2 separate regions of the Homo sapiens genome follow, and region 2 is linked to region 1. Evidence: read pairs that join two places in POLR2A ChIA-PET (ENCODE). Cell type or tissue: HepG2. All regions are shown on one strand. Links, peaks and the distances in the headings refer to the core of each region. The heading gives the core; the rest is flanking DNA.

The links. ChIA-PET counts read pairs that join two places held together with the same protein. Peaks named below come from ENCODE experiments on the same cell type or tissue, not always from the same donor. Only the 100,000 strongest peaks of a DNase experiment are listed, where the experiment ranks them.
Region 2: POLR2A ChIA-PET joins it to region 1 with 7 read pairs; 2 of 35 experiments call an interaction of 5 or more read pairs at or near these places.

The regions. Positions count from the first base shown.
Region 1 is chr10:122,301,652-122,307,036 of GRCh38, reverse strand. The region is part of intron 9 of BTBD16 (BTB domain containing 16); the gene reads right to left. Among named protein-coding and RNA genes, the nearest start is that of BTBD16, 33 kb to the right of the region's middle. In HepG2, for the core only: no CTCF peak of the experiment used is centred there; DNase peaks (open chromatin) are centred at 2,626 and 3,216.
Region 2 is chr10:121,943,824-121,949,208 of GRCh38, reverse strand. It overlaps the pseudogene ATE1OSP. Among named protein-coding and RNA genes, the nearest start is that of ATE1, 18 kb to the right of the region's middle. In HepG2, for the core only: no CTCF peak of the experiment used is centred there; no DNase peak of the experiment used is centred there.

The sequences.
Region 1 (5,385 bases), core at 259-5,258:
CAAGGCCACTCAACTGGGAAATGGCAGAGCTAGGATTTGAATCTCAGCAGCCTGACACTAGGGCCTGTGTTTTCACCCACCCTCTGTGCCCCGCAAAACAATGATCGTCATTTAATGAGCTCTTACTATGTGCCAGGTGTTCCCAAGATGTTTTCTGTAGATTTTTTCATTTAATTCCACACAACCATCCTGCAAAGTTAGGATATAGTCCTTACTTTTATAGATGTAGAAATTGAGATTAACCCTACATTTATTTAAAATTTTAGTGTTTTGTTCATCATGGCATTTTTTGGCATCAATTTTAATTCTAATATATTACACTAAAATAGACTGCATCTCGATGACTAAGTTTTTTCATGCTCCCTTAAATTTCGCACCAAGGTGCCTCACTCACTTCACCTTAGCTCTGGCCATGATTGAGGGCTGAAACCTGAATAACTTATCCAAGGTCACACAATTCTGGGCTCAGACCTGGGTATAGGGCAGGTTAGAATCTCAGTTCCTCACCAGACTGGCTGTGGAACCTCCTGTGAGTTGCTTAACTGCCCCGCAGCTGCAATGTCCTCATCTGTGAAAGTGTGATCACAGCAGCTGCTCAGAGGAGAGTGGTACAGAGTGGATGAGGTGAGTGGATGAGTTTCCTATCGCTCCAATAACAAATTGTCACAAACCAAGTGGTTCGAAACAACACGAATTTATTTTCTCATCATTCTGGAGGTCAGAAGTACCAAACAAGGTAAGATCAAGTTGTCAGCAGAGCTGTGTTCCTTCTAGAGGCTCAAGGGAGAATTGTTTCCTTGCCTTTTCCAGCACCTAGAAGCCACCCACATTCCTTTGCTTATGGCCCTTTTCTCAGTCTTCAAGTCAGCAGTTCAGCATCTTCAAATCTCTCTATGGTTCTGACTCTTTGGCTTCCCTCTTCACATTTACAAGGTCCTTGTGATCACCATGGGCCCACCCAGGTCATCTAGAATAAGCTCCTCATTTTAAAGCCCGCGGACACTATTCACAATAGCAAAGACATGGAATCAACCTAGGTGCCCATCAGTGGTGGACTGGGTAAAGAAACCATGGTACATATACACCATAAAATACTATACAGCCATGAAAAAGAGTGAAGGCATGTCATTTGCAGCAACATGGGTAGAGCTGGAGGCCATTATCCTAAGCAAATTGACACAGGAATAGAAAACTAAATACTGCATGTTCTCACTTGTCAGTGGGAGCTTAAACATTGAGTACACATGGACACCATTAAGGGAACAATAGACACAGGGCCTACCTGATGGTGGTGGGTAGGAAGAGGGCGAGGATTGAAAAACTATGTATAGGGTTGTACTGTTCTGTTGTTGAATTGCTACAAAGAAATATCTGAGACTGGGTAATTTGTAAAGAAAAGAGGTTTACTTGACTCACAGTTCCATGGGCTGTACAGGAAGCATGATGCTGGCATCTGCTTGGCTTCTGGAGAGGCCTCAGGAAACTTACCATCTTGGCAGAAGGTAAAGGGGGAGGAGGATGTCACACAGCCAGAGCAAGAGCAGGAGAGAGCAAGGCAGGAGGTGCCACACCCTTTGAAATGACCAGATCTCAAGGGAACTCACTCACTATCAGGAGAACAGCACCAAGAGGATGGTGCTAAGCCATTAGTGAGAAATCCACCACCATGATCCAATCACCTCTCACCAGGTCCCATCTCCAACACTGGGGATTACAATTCAATGTGAGATTTGGTGGGGACACACATCTAAACTATATCAAGGATATTATACTGATCACCTGGGTGACAAAATTATCTGTACACCAAATCCCTGTGACATGCAATTTACTCATGTACAACCTGCACATGTACCCCTGAACCTAAAATGAAAGTTGGAAAGAAAGAAAAGAATCAGCTGATTACTGACCTTAGTTCCATCTGCAGCCTTAGTTTCCTTTGCCATACAACCCAACATATTCACAGGTTCCAGCCAGTGAGATGTGGACATCTGTGGGGCCATCATTCTACTGACTGCATACATACAAAGTGCTTAGTACAGTGCCTGGCACATCATGACATGCTCAGCGGATGGAAGCTCTTATGGATATGTGGCAGGGTCAGGTCCTAGCTCCAGAGCCTGTGCAGTACCTGCTGCAGCATGAGGCCTCTCCTCCATAAATGAGCATTGCCAAAGAATAGCTGCTGGCCAGGCGCAGTGGCTCACACCTGTAATCCCAGCACTTTGGGAGGCCGAGGCGGGCAGATCACGAGGTCAGGAGATCAAGACCATCTTGGCTAACATGATGAAACCCCGTCTCTACTAAAAATACAAAAAATTATCCGGGCATGGTGGCAGGCGCCTGAGTCCCAGCTACTCAGGAGGCTGAGGCAGGAGAATGGCGTGAACCTGGGAGGCAGAGCTTGCAGTGAGCAGAGATCACGCCACTGCACTCCAGCCTGGGCGACATAGGGAGACTCTGTCTCAAAAAAAAAAAAAAAAAAAAAAGAATACCTGCTACCCCGTAATGTCAGCTCTGTAAGTGTGGCTATCTCCCAACCCCCTTCTCTAGTAGCCTCTGATGGTTATCTATGGAGCCATTTCAACATTTCTTAAACCCGTTGACATTTTCAGTCTCTGACCATGGACATTGCACCCTGGCCTTAAAATACATCACCGCTTCCACATTCAACCACTCTATGTGGTTATGGTGGGTGGCACCAAAGACAAACCGTGACTCTAAAGGACAATGAAAATGTCACCCACCTCTCATGCTATTTCTGAACAGAGTAAAACTGTCTCTTTCCTCTCCTTTGGTTTTCAGGCCACCTACAAATGCATGGACTTTGACTCTGGCCAGACAGGACCAAGTTTGTCACCATCTGGCAATCATCGTGAGGCCGGAAGGGGAGACTCTCCTCAGAGCACTTGGTATGATGTCCCTGTGAAGAACTTTGTCAGCTGGGCTGGCGAAGTGGTGTGATTTCCAGTGTAGACTCCACACCTGAGGTCCTCAAGCCCAGAAGGCCCTTTGAGGTCTCACTAAAGAGGGGCTAGCAGCAACATGGGGGAGTCCTTGGGAGCTCCACGAATCAGAATCCTGGTTCTATTATTTATGAAGCATAATTATTAAAGTAAATTCCTCTGTCTTTAGGTCAATATCAGACCTGAAAGTATTCGTTTGTGCAACAGATAACCACACCAAAGACATTCACACACCTTTTCATTTACCTAAGAGCTCTGATGGCCTCAATCAAGACAGAACCCACAGGGACTTGAACCTCCCTCTATGGGCTGTACCATGTGTGTTTACTGGCACTCGCTAGCAGCCATTGGAATGTAAATGGTAATTGTTCTTTAGGGGAAAAAAATGCTTTTCATAAGACACTGTCCTCTATTTTTCACTGAGAAAATTATATATAAACAATAAAAGTCCTCTTTCGTATGTAGACCATAGAGAAAGCCATGACCATGTGAGTAAGATATGAACAAGGATGCCCACTGCTCCATCGCTTGTCACAGCAAACAAACAAAACAAAACAAAACAAAAGGCCATTAGGAAGGGAGTGAAAAGAGATCGTTGTGCATTCATTCAATAGAACCCTTTACAATTAAAATTTTAAATGCTCATTAGATATGCAAATATCAACATGGAGAGAACACAACACACGATGTAAGTGAATAAGTTGCAGAACGTTACAATCACGATGAGAACATGTATTTCAAGTTTAAATCTTTTAAAGCAATATTATTCATGTGGTAAGAGTAAAATTACATAGATTAAATCTGCACAAGTTCCTAACAGTGGTTTAATTGTCTTTAGGAGGGGAAGGAGGCAGAAATGAGGAAGGGAATGGGACTGGGAGGGAAACATAGGCGACTTCTGCTTCATTGGAAATGTTTGATTTCTCAATTTAAGACAAAATATTAATATTCGTTCATTTGGGGAGATGAGTACAATTGTGTTTTGTATTATAATTCTACCTTTATACTTTTTTTTCAGAAACTACAAGGAGATATACTTTTTTTAACAGTAAAAATATTAATATTCCTATTGTTCTTGACCATCAATAAGGAAAAAGAAGGCCTCATGCAGAGCACGTCAGTGAGCTGGTAATGACCACAGGCTTTAGGCCACTCAGACGTGGGTTCAAATCCCAACTCTCATGTTGCATGAGGAGACCTTCAGCTGATCCCGTCATTTCCTATCATCTCTATTCCACAGGCAAGAAACACCAACAGTATCCATCTCATTAGGTTGCTATAGGAATCAGTCTGGGTAACTCACTCAGAATATTCTCTATACAACAACAACTGTATATAGCTGAATAATTGGTGGGTATTGTTAGTGTTAGCTAAAAAAGCATTGGATTCAGGAACTATTATATTTGAGATGGGTGCCCAGGGGTGTCCCAGACACCCATAGGAACCTTGTCCCATGCTGGAGGGCAAAGCCATGGGACAGATGCAACAAGGAGGACATGCATAGCTCTTCTTAGGGAATTCCTGAGACCTCGAGACTTCTCGGGTTATAGGCGGGAAGTCAGGGAGAATTGGAGACACAGGGATACAGTGCCCCTGGTCGCAAGGTAGTCTTTTGTTGAGATGGGAGCTAGACAGTGCTCTGAGGTCTCCATCCTCCTAAGTCCATGAGCAGCTTGGCTTCCAGAAAAACAGAACTTGGAATGAAAGCTTCTTAATATTAGAGTTAGCAGAACAGTGTAACCCAACAGTGACCTATAAGAAGAAAATTAACTGGAAACCAAATGCCAGGCAAATAAATTTAGACTGGAGGCCCAGGAGGTCAGGAAAACTGTTGCATATTTTACCCCAGGTGGTTTACAAAATGGAAAGCAAAAGCTGAAGGAAGATGAGCTCGAGGGACTTCAGATGGAGACGGCTGAATGGCCCAGAAGCTGCAGCATCTGCTGAGAAATGGACGTTGTTCCAAACACATGTGACCACAAACAGGGAATTGGCCCCACAGCTGGAGGGGCTGATAAGTCAAGCCAAGGGCCACTCCACCCCTGACCTTGGAGTCTGCATTTCCACACATCCCACTCCGGGGCCACGTGACTCCTTGGGACCACTCGGTTCTCACTATGTCCTTTTAGTTGCTGGTAGCCTTGGCCTCCATGACCAACGACGAGGGGTGCAGCACACAGGGCAAGACGTGGACTTTGGAGCCAGTGGAGGCCCTGCCCTGCCCATCGTTAGCCCTCTTATATCAGGGATAATAACTGTGACCACCACGTGGGGTGGTGGGGATAGAAAGGGAGAGTGCACATAGCACACAGCACACACCAAAATGTTAGTTGGAGAAAGGTGCATTCTGAAACAGCTGTGGGTCATGGTGCCAAATCCACCGGCCAGCAGCCTGAAACTCACAAGCACCCTAATATGAGAA
Region 2 (5,385 bases), core at 120-5,119, 360 kb after region 1:
AAATTTGAATAAACAAAGAGAGCCGCATTTTGTTTGGGGCTGAAACTGTCAGAAGTACCTTTATATTAACACTGGACAGAGAAGACCATATTGCTATTTCAAATATCACAAACCACTGTTTTTGTATATTATTGCTAGGACAAAGAACTTAGCTTTGATGAGAAAAGTTTTCAAAGTCGGTAAGTACAAGAAAACAAGCAAAAGTTGGTATGTACATTTTAAGTGCAGTTATGTGCAAAGTTATTAGCAAGCAATATAATTTATAAGCTGTCATTAATTTCCAACAACAGCTATCTAACATCTTTCATGATTCTTGACAAAGGTTTACATTTTAAACTGGTAATAAAACTGTATGACAAAAGTTTTTTAAAATTTAATGCAGAAAAATATAGCTGAGAAATATGTTACTTAGGATAGAGAACAGTCATGTTTAAGCATCCTGGAGACCTCTTCTTAATCTGATTAGTTAGTAAATAGGTTCTATGTTTAACAACCTGCGTTATAAATATTTTGTTTTCTTTGGTTTCTCTTAGCAAAATAAGGGAAAGATTTTGTAAGACAGAACTGGAAAAAACAAAAGACTATTTGTCTAGTAAGTATTAATAAAGCTAATTTCTTAAAAAGACAGACTCATAATACTGTTTTATATTTTTCTTTTCTAAGAGGTTCTTATATTGTTTCCATAGCAACATTTATTGAGTTTAGTATACACTAGGCATTACACTATGAACTTAAATGGATTATTTTACTTAGCCTTCCAAACAGTCTTATGAGATAGGTCTTTATTATCCCCTAATCTTAGCAAAGGGACTGAGGCTATGAGAGGTTTCATGACTTGTCAAAGGCCCCAGGAGTAGTTTCAGAGTCAAGATATGTGCCTACATGACTCCAGAGCTCATCATTTTCATCCTTGGGCTATACTTATTCTCAGATAGCTGAATATTCTCTTGCCCAAAATAGCAGGAAAATAATACCTACTGTTCCTCTGCACTCAGCCTCAATCATTCGGAGTCTGTCACCAAAGACTCAGATCCTGTTTGTTGATCCTTCGCTAGTCCCGTTCCACTTCCTCCTCATAGCACCTTGAGTCACTGCCTCATGCTGTTATGACGCCTTTTGCTTCCACCATTGCCCTATCAATTGCCAGCTTTATATACATCTTTGCTCCTCTCTCTCCAACTCTCAGTGTCTGCTCTCCCATGTTCTAATCACTCATTCTCTATTCTGCAAAGCACTGTTTTCCAGACATTAAAGTTTCTGACCCTCTTTCAGACTTTCAGCTACCTACTATTGATCCTTCAGGATGCCTTGGGCTGATTTCTAAGGCAACCAGAAGCAGTCACAAGCTTTTCTGTGTGTCATCGCTATCCTAGACTGAGACTACTGTGAGGCAGTATGTGAAGACATAGTATGGTTGGCAGGGAATGGGCTTCACTCAGTGTAAGCTGGGCTGAATGGTCAGAGAGAGAAGCTAAAAGGGGCTGTGTTTCAACAGGCACAGGCATCCCATCTCAGTGCAGAGAAAACAATGTAAAAGGCAATGAAAGCATCTGATTTGCTTTTCTTTGGCATATATGTTGAGTATTCTCCATGGAAATGGAATCAGTGTAAACCCTTGGAGAGGATGCTGTATGCATATTCACAGTAGTTGGAGGAGGCTGGGTGAGTGGGCAATTGGCTTAGTCATGTGGCCTCATCATCACTTAGCTGGGGTGTCACTCAGCTAAATACTAATGCTGGGGAGGTTTTAGCTTTAACACACTTTAATATATTTTTAGTCACATATTATTTATGTTGATAACTGGTCTTTAAAGATAGGAAGCAGGCCGGGCACAGTGGCTCACGCCTGTAATGCCAGCACTTTGGGAGGCTGAGGCGGGTGGATCACAAGGTCAGGAGTTCGAGACCAGCTTGGGCAATATGGTGAAACCCTGTCTCTACTAAAAAATACAAAAATTAGCCAGGCATGGTGGTGCGTGCATGTAGTCCCAGCAACTCGGGAGGCTGAGGCAGGAGAATCACTTGAACCCGGGAGGCAGAGGCTGAAGTGAGCCAAGATCACGCCACTGTACTCCAGCTGGGGTGACAGAGTGACATTCTGTCTCAAAAAAAAAAAAAAAAAAAAAAAAGGAGGAAGCAGGAAGCAAAAAAGGTACCAGTGTTGAAATGTTGAAATACAAATGAATGAAAATGATTCTGTATATTCACTTCAAGATACTCTCTACCATGTATGCAAGCTGCATTCATCCAAAGTCATCATGTAGCCCAATGAGACATCTCTAGTTCTTTAAAACAAATGTGAAAAGGAGAAAATACAGTAATTAATTACCTGGATTCTTACTTAGGAATTAAATCTGTCCCTCCCAAAATGTGCCATGTGCAGAGAAGTGATTCAGACTGTAGCCCAGCCAGATGTGGTGGTTTATGCCTATAATTCCAGCACTTTGAGAGGCCAAGTGGGAGGGTCACTTGAGCCCACAGGTTCAAGACCATCTTGAGCAACATAGTGAGACTTCTATCTCTACAAAAAAAAATTTAGGCCAGGCTCAATGGCTCATGACTGTAATCCCAGCACTTTGGGAGGCTGAGGCTGGCGGATCACCTGAGGTCGGGAGTTCGAGACCAGCCTGACCAACATGGTGAAACCCTGTCTCTACTAAAAATACAAAATTAGCCGGGCATGGTGGTGCATGCCTATAATCCCAGCTAGTCAGGAGGCTGAGGCAGGAGAATTGCTTGAACCCAGGAGGCAGAGGTTGCAGTGAGCCAAGATTGTGCCATTGCACTCCAGCCTGGGCAACAAGAGCAAAATTCCATCTCAAGAAAAAAGAAAAATTTAAAATTGGCCAGGCTTGGTGGCATGCCTGGGGTCCCAGCTACTTGGGAGGCTGAAGTGGAAGGATTGCTTAAGCCTGGGAGGTCAAGGCTGCAGTGAGCCGTGATTGTGCCACTACACTCCAGCCTGGGCAACAGAGTGAGACTCTGTCTCAAAACAAAAACAAAAACAAAAACAAACACCCAAAATCATATTCATAAATAGTTACAAAAAGTAAATATATGGCCAGGCGCAGTGGCTCACACCTGTAATCCCAGCACTTTGGGAGGCCGAGGTGGGCAGACCATGAGGTCAGGAGTTCGAGAACAGCCCGGCCAATATGGTGAAACCCCATCTCTACTAAAAAATACAAAAATTAGCTGAGCATGGTGATGCGCACCTGTAGTTCCAGCTACTCGGGAGGCTGAGGCAAGAGAACCTCTTGGACCTGGGAGCCGGAGGCTGCCATGAGCCAAGACTGCGCCACTGCACTCCAGCCTGGGCGACAGCATGACACTCTGTCTCCAAAAAAATAGGAAGCAAAAAAAATACCAGTATTGAAGTACAAATGAATGAAAATGATTCTGTCTATTCACTTCAAGATACTCTCTACCATGTATGCAAGCCGCATTCATCCAAAGTCATCGTGTAGCCCATTGAGACATCTCTAGTTCTTTAAAACAAATGTGGGCCAGGCGTGGTGGCTCATGCCTGTAATCCTAGCACTTTGGGAGGCCGAGGTGGGCAGATCATCTGAGGTCAGGAGTTCGAGACCAGTCTGGCCAACATGGTGAGACCCTCAACTCTACTAAAAATACAAAAAGGTAGACAGGCGTGGTGGTGTGCGCCTGTAATCCCAGCTACTTGGGAGGCTGAGGTGCAAGAATTGCTTGAACCTGGGAGGCAGAGGTTGCAATGAGCCAAGACTGCGCCACTGCACTCCAGCCTGGGCAACAGAGCGAGACTCCATCTTAAAAAAAAAATGTGAAAAGGAAAAAATACAGTAATTAATTACCTGGATTCTTAGGAATTAAATCTGTCCCTCCCGAAATGTGCCATGTGCAGAGAAGTAATTGAGACTGTAGCCCAGCCAGATGTGATGATTTATGCCTATAATCCCAGCACTGTGGGAGGCCAAGCGGGAGGGTCACTTGAGCCCAGGGATTCAAGTCCATCCTGAGCAACAGAGTGAGACTTCTATCTCTACAAAAAAAAATTTAGGCCGGGCTCGGTGGTTCACGCCTATAATCCCAGCACTTTGGGCGGCCGAGGCTGGCGGATCACCTGAGGTCGAGGAGTTTGAGACCAGCCTCACCAACATGGAGAAACCTTGTCTCTACTTAAAATACAAAATTAGCGGGGCATGGTGACGCATGCCTGTAATCTCAGCTAGTCAGAAGGCTGAGTAGCCTCCTGTTGGTGAGCCAAGATGGCGCCACTCACTCCAGCCTGGGCAACAGAGTGAGACCCTGTCTAAAAAAAAAAAAAAAAAAAAAAACCCCAAAACCCAAAAAAACAAAACCAAAAAAAACTATAGCCCCCCAAAATAATATTCATAAATAGCTATAAAAGTAAATACATGGCCGGGCGCGGTGGCTCACACCTGTAATCCCAGCACTTTGGGAGGCCGAGGCAGGCGGATCACGAGGTCAGGAGATTGAGACCATCCTGGCTAACATGGTGAAACGCCATCTCTACTAAAAATACAAAATATTAGCGGAGTGTGGTAGTGGGTAGTCCCAGCTACTCAGGAGGCTGAGGCAGGAGAATGGCGTGAACCCAGGAGGCGGAGCTTGCAGTGAGTGGAGATGACACCACTGCACTCCAGCCTGGGCGATGGAGCGAGACTCTGTCTCAAAACAAAACAAAAAATTAGCTAGACGTGGTGGCACGTGCCTGTAGTCCCAGCTACTCAGGAAGCTGAGGCACGAGAATCGCTTGAACCTGGGTGGCAGAAGTCGCAGTGAGCTGAGATCACACCACTGCACTGCAGCCTGGGCAACAAAGTGAGACTCCATCTCAATTAACAAACAAACAAACAATACATGTATTTTATGCTTTAGAAAAGAATTTCAAACATCAGGTCATGTAATGGTTCAAAAGCATTAAATTACGTTTCATTCTACATTTTATATTAACTTGATCTCCAAACCAAACATAACACCATTTTAAAATTGATAAAAACCATGTCACTCAGATTTCAAACTCATGTGATATTAATTCAGCCAAAATTCTTATACATCTATGACCTGACGGGACCATAGGATACCACAAGCCCCTTTCATTCATTGGCTAAGAGTCAGGCATTGTGTGAAGTGCTAAAAGGCAGCCTCTTATTTACCCTCATGTGAAAAAAGAGAAGCCTCTTTTTTGATAAAGAAAAATATGCAGTCCTGAGTGTAAGCCTCCCTTTAAGTAATCAGCTTAAATTAAAATAACACTTATATAAAGAAAATCACACGGACCTAAAATTACTTTTTATTTAAGTACTATGTTGTAAATTGTTTCTCTTTTCTGACAAGAGAAACTAGACCAGAGAAAGAATATTTTTAAGCCAGTAAAATAAACAG